Linked DNA regions of Homo sapiens: region 2 is linked to region 1. The links are chromatin loops, found by intact Hi-C in ENCODE. Cell type or tissue: endothelial cell of umbilical vein. All regions are shown on one strand. Each heading gives the region's core, and the rest is flanking DNA. Links, peaks and the distances in the headings are about the cores only.

Evidence for each region. Peaks named below come from ENCODE experiments on the same cell type or tissue, not always from the same donor. Only the 100,000 strongest peaks of a DNase experiment are listed, where the experiment ranks them.
Region 2: it touches region 1 in a loop (28-fold over the local background); 3 of 110 quality-filtered maps call a loop at or near these places.

The regions. Positions count from the first base shown.
Region 1 is chr10:126,596,939-126,599,859 of GRCh38, reverse strand. All of the region lies in intron 2 of C10orf90 (chromosome 10 open reading frame 90), which reads left to right. Among named protein-coding and RNA genes, the nearest start is that of C10orf90, 72 kb to the left of the region's middle. In endothelial cell of umbilical vein, for the core only: a CTCF peak has its summit at 1,656; no DNase peak of the experiment used is centred there.
Region 2 is chr10:125,932,851-125,935,771 of GRCh38, reverse strand. The region is part of intron 1 of FANK1 (fibronectin type III and ankyrin repeat domains 1); the gene reads right to left. Among named protein-coding and RNA genes, the nearest start is that of FANK1, 38 kb to the right of the region's middle. RefSeq lists an enhancer at 821-1,321. In endothelial cell of umbilical vein, for the core only: a CTCF peak has its summit at 1,331 (motif pointing left); a DNase peak (open chromatin) is centred at 1,281.

The DNA of each region.
Region 1 (2,921 bases), core at 215-2,714:
CAGTGCTTTCCTGGATGGAAAAAGTAATCCAGATATTACCCTACCAAACTATATTCTCTCTTTCCTCTTTTTAATGAAGTAGTTAGTGTTTGTTAAATAATAAGAGAAAAAAGCACTTTAATTAATATTAACAATTGGAAGGGGATTAGTGCCCTAATCCCCTATTACCAGGTTTCTAATCCACCTTTAATTGTGTAGGCAGCTATAAATGAAGCACCTAAAACTCTACCAAGCTTAGGGGCAGCCAGAGGGTGGCGATCAGCCCTCACATCTCTGAGGATGCATGGGGCCCCATGCAGCCTCTGTCTTCCGATCCTTCCTAATGCTCTGCCTTTCCATCAATTGAATGGCTCCTGGAGCTGATCCCAGCCTTGTCTTTAAGAGTGGAATCCAGCACTTTGGGAGGCCGAGGCAGGTGGATCACGAGGTCAGGAGATTGAGACCATCCTGGCTAACACGGTGAAACCCCATCTCTACTTAAAAAAAAGAAAAAAAAAATACAAAAAATTAGCCGGGCGCAGTGGCAGGCGCCTGTAGTCCCAGCTACTCGGAAGGCTGAGGCAGGAGAATGGCGTGAACCCGGGAGGCGAAGCTTGCAGTAAGCTGAGATCCCCGCCACTGCACTCCAGCCTGGGTGACAGAGCGAAACTCCGTCTCAAAAAAAAAAAAAAAAAAAAGGAGTGGAACCCAATGAGGCCTGGCATTCTTATCTCTGTAGTGCAAAGAGAGGTCTACTTGGTGTGCAGAGGAGACCTTGCCTGAAAAAGCCAAGATCTGGGAAATGTCAGACGGGCTGATGCTGAAGCCTGGTGTCTCCAACAGAAATATCCTCAAGTTTCTCTGTTATTGTCAACAAAATAGCAATGAGAAGTTTGCCAACATGTACATGTGAAGATTTGTTTTGAATATAGAGCAAAGCTGAATTATAGATCATCAAGAAGCAGCTAAGCCTTCATTATTTAATTGGAAGGTAGGAAAGAAGGACGAAAAAAGGAAAGAAAAAAGCACAGTCAGCCTGACTCCCTAGTTTTCATCCATTCCTTTCCCCTCCTTACCCCAATGCCAGAGATGGGAATATTCCCTAGTAAACTCATTAATTTCCCTCAGTTTTGACAGACTGCTTAAATCAGCTTAGAAATGCCACCACTGAATAAGCTTACCCGTGAGTTGATGATTGCTTCCTTCCTAAAGAGCAGCTCACACACCAACTGCAAGTGAAACGGTGTACTCCAAGAGTAGCTTAATTACAGATCTGATAGAGGAAGACACCGAAAATGTGTAAGAGCTGAAGAGACCACAAGCTGAAGCTGTATTGGTGTTATGGATGCTTAAATCATAACCTGTGGGGTGGCATAGCTGGAAGGCAAGGCAGATTTTGTTCCAGACATCTACCTTCTGTGGATTTGGTGCTCAAAGATATTAATTCTCATATGGGCATCATATAGGATGTTAAAAAAAAAAGATGTCAAGAGGATATTTGCTGTTTCTTTTTCTCTTCCACGAGAAGCATGCCAGACATAATTATTCACCTGAGTTTGTAACACATTGCTTAGGAGGGCCAAAGGCTAGCCCTGCTAGACCTGTTACCCAGTCCTACAGCTGCTGGAGAAGGGCCAGGAGTGGGTAGTGCGCAGCATCCTGTGTATGGGACCAGCTCTGCCACTGGTGGGCAGCAATGAGCAAGGACCATAAGCAAGGCTATTGAGATCCCTAGGACAGTTTGCAGAAGGGTGGGTCATGTTAGCCTTCTTCCTTTTCTGATATACTTACCAAAGCAGCAGTTCAGAGGAATGCCATTGAAATAGGGTATCTGGATGCCCACGAGGCATTTGGCCAGGTCTTATGATATCCTTGTGGGGAGGGTGGAAAAACATGGGCTAGGTATATTCATAGCTGGTAGAGTGAAAAGCATTGCTCCAAGTCAACCTGGAAATGGGTAGGGGAGTCTCTTGTCCCTTAATGCATCTTATCTTGTTTCCATATTTGTAGCAATGGCTCAGATGACACACATAGACACTAATCATATTTGTAAGGAATTGCTTATGGCCTGAGTGACAGAATCTAAAATGAAGGGTGGAAACTAAGAAGATGAAATTTAATAGGGATGAGTAGAATAATTTCTCCAAATCTAGTCATTCATTAAATTTTTTTGATGTGATCTCTTAAAGCTCTCCCAAATGCACCCAGTTCTATCCATCATCGCCATCCTGACCCCAGCCATGATCATCACTTGTTGGTCTCCCATTTGGTCTCTCAGCTTCTACTCTTGTCCTTTTACTGTTCATTCTATTGCCAGCATCCAATTGTCTTTTTAAAATGCAAAGCTGATTAAGTTCATCTGCTGCATCAGTTTTTCTTGCCCTTGGAACAAATCCAGGCTCATTAGCATGATTCACAGGGCTCTGTGGCATTTGGTTCCAACCTCCTCTCCACTTGCCCTGCCCCAATCACGCAGCTCCTCAAGCACACCATGTGCTATCTCGCCTCTAGGCTGATGAACACATGTCCCCTCTGCCTGGAATATCCATTCATTCCTTTCTATTGCTGAGTACTACTCTCCATTACATGGATGTACCACCAATGTGATCATGCAGTTATGAACATTCTCATACAAGTCTTTTTGTGGACATATGCTTTCATTTCTTTTTGGGTAGAAATCTGTAGGAGTGGGTTTGCTGGGTTACATGTAAACATATATTTAACTTTATAAGAAATTGCCAAACAGTATTCCAAAGTGAACTGTATTACTTCACATTCCCAACAGCAATATACAAAAGTTGAGATTTCTCCGTATTTTCAGCAACACTTGATATTGTCAGCATTTTTAGTATAAGCCATTATAATAGGTGACTAACGGTATCTCATTGTGGTTTTAATTTGCATTTCCTTGATGACTAAAGATGTTGAACATCTCTTTGTGT
Region 2 (2,921 bases), core at 120-2,619, 660 kb after region 1:
GGTAACATAATAACATGTAGCCAAAATATATAGGAGAAGATATTATAGAAATATATTGGACAATTAGTTAATAAATGTTATTTTTCAAATGTTATGACATTTGTGACATTGGTCAGCTTTTTATATTTTTAATTATACTTTTTGGCATTCTAAAAGACAGATTTATAATCTTTTTTGTGTTTATAATCAGCATTCTTTTTCTTAAAGACAACTCCCCAAACTGCTTCAGAATCACAAAATCTTGATTTGCCCCAATTGAGACTGAAGTTCCCAACAAGACTTTAGTTTCTTATCACATCAAATATATATTAGATGATAACCCTGCTGTCTTATACCACCTGGCAACTAGGAAGTAAGAGACAAAATTAGTTGAAGGAAGTCATTCATATATTCATTCATCAAGTAAATATGTAAGGCTTCTGGATGCCAGGTGCCATGTAAAGCTATGAGGATACAACAGTGAGCTCAGATGCGGCCCCTGCCTTCAGGAAGCTTATAGTTCCACAGGGCAGAGAGATAACAATCAGATAATCCCCAGTTACAAACTGCTGTCGATGCCACGAAGAAATATTATGAAGATGACCACAAAGTAAAATACAAAAATAGGCTGACTTTCCGTGAAGGAATGAATGGGGGGATGTCCCAAGACAGGGTGTCTCTATCAGAGTAGGAGGAGATGTCTGGAGAAACAAGCAGAGAGATGAAGGCCAGCAGCTCTGCCCACACCCCCAGGCAGAAGAGATTGGGGCATGCACAGCATAGCCTCCACCCTGCTGAACTGCAGCACTGAGCAGACCTGGGGAAGAAACAGCATCGTGCTGGGAGCCACAGCTCAGCCAGGCCCATGGCACCATCCTGCAGGGCAGGCACCAGCTGCTCCCGAGCAGCAGCAACTGGCAATTCTAGCAAGACACTGTTGTCACCTGATGATTCAGAGTTGTGAGGACAGCCAGACTGGGATAGAATCCTGGTTCTGCCACATTCCAACTGTCTTTCTCTTCGTGATTTGCAAAAAAAAAAAAAAAAAAAAAAAAAAAAAAAAAAAAACGGTAGGGGTACAGGTGGTGGGAACTGAGTTGCTGCATGCTAGGCTGTTAGGTGCCCTGCACAGAGCTCAGTACACAATGCTAAATAAATGGCAGCGGCTCTCATCATGGACCTCTCCCACCTCCTCCTCCAGTCTGTTCTGTCTCTTCGACTTGGTTTGGGGACCAGCCTTAATTCACGCAGGACTGGAATTCTGCCCACAGCTCAGTCCCCATAACTAGCCAGACATCCCGGAGCCTTCATCTGCCTGCCCAACATTGCCACCTACTGCCCAAGGCTGGATTCCCTTGGAGCCACGCTCAGCTCAGCCCTCAGCCAGTGCTATAAGGTAGATGCTGCCCCAAAACAGGCAGAATTATAATAATACGTGTTTAGGGATATATTCATGTACAGTAAACTATAAAGAAAAGCCAAGTAATAAAACGCAAACTATCTTTCAATTATAAAAACAGTCTTCCTGCTGCAGTAGAAGGGTCACTTTAGTAAAGAAATTAACATTTCTATTATGAAACTTTAAATACAGCACAATTTTAATATGTTTTTCTTCCACATCACATTATGTTGAAATTAGCTATTTAACTGATTGTATGCATTTTAAGAGCAGGACTGTGTTTTATTATACTTATTTCCAAAACCAAACAAAATATAGAAAAATCAACCAATGAAACTTGCAGATGCCAATAAAACAAGCCTCAATAAATTTAAGAAGATTGAAATTATATCAAGCACTCTCTCAGATAACAGTGGAATAAAATCGAAAATCAACTCCAAAACGAACCTTCAAAACAATGCAAATACACGGAAGTTAAGTAACCTGTTCCTGAATGAGCACTGGGTCAAAAACGAAAACAAGATGGAAATTTTAAAATTCTTCAAACTGAATGACAATAATGACACAACCTATCAAAGCCTCTTGGATACAGCAAAGGTGGTGCTAAGAGGAAAGTTCATAGCCCTGAACACCTAAATCAAAAAGATTGAAAAAGTGCAAACTGACACTCTAAGGTCACACCTCAAGGAACTAGAGAGCCAAGAACAAACCAAACCCAAACCCAGCAGAAGAAAGGAAATTACCAAGATCCGAGCAGAACTAAATGAAATTGAAACAAACAAAAAAGACGAAACATAAATGAAACAAAAAGCTGGTTCTTTGAAAAGATAAATAAAATTGATAGACCATTAGCAAGATTAACCAAGAAGAGAAGAGAGAAAATCCAGACAACCTCATTAAGAAATGAAACAGGAGATATTACAACTGACAACACAAATACAAAAGCTCATTCAAGGCTACTGTGAACACCTTTACACACATAAGTAGAAAACCTAGAAAAGACGGATAAATCCCTGGAAAAAATACAACCCTCCTAGCTTAAATCAGGAAGAATTAGATACCCTGAACAGACCAATAACGAGCAGCAAGATTGAAATGGTAATTTAAAAATTACCAACAAAAAAAAAGTCTAGGACCAGACAGATTCACAGCAGAATTCTACCAGATATTCAAAGAAGAATTGGTACCAAGTCACCCTAATACCAAAATCAGGAAACGACATAACCAGAAAAGAAAACTACAGACCGATATCCTTGATGAACATAGATGCTAAAATCCTTAACAAAATACTAGCTAACCAAATCCAACAACATATCAAAAAGATAATCCACCATGATCAAATGGATTTCATACCAGGGATGCAGGGATGGTTTAACATATGCAAGTCAATAAATGTGGTACACCACACAAACAAAATTTAAAAAAAAATGACATGATCTCAATAGATGCAGAAAATGCATTCGACAAAATCCAGCATCACTTTATGATTAAAACTCTCAGCAAACATGGTACACAAGGGACATACCTCATGTAATAAAAGCCA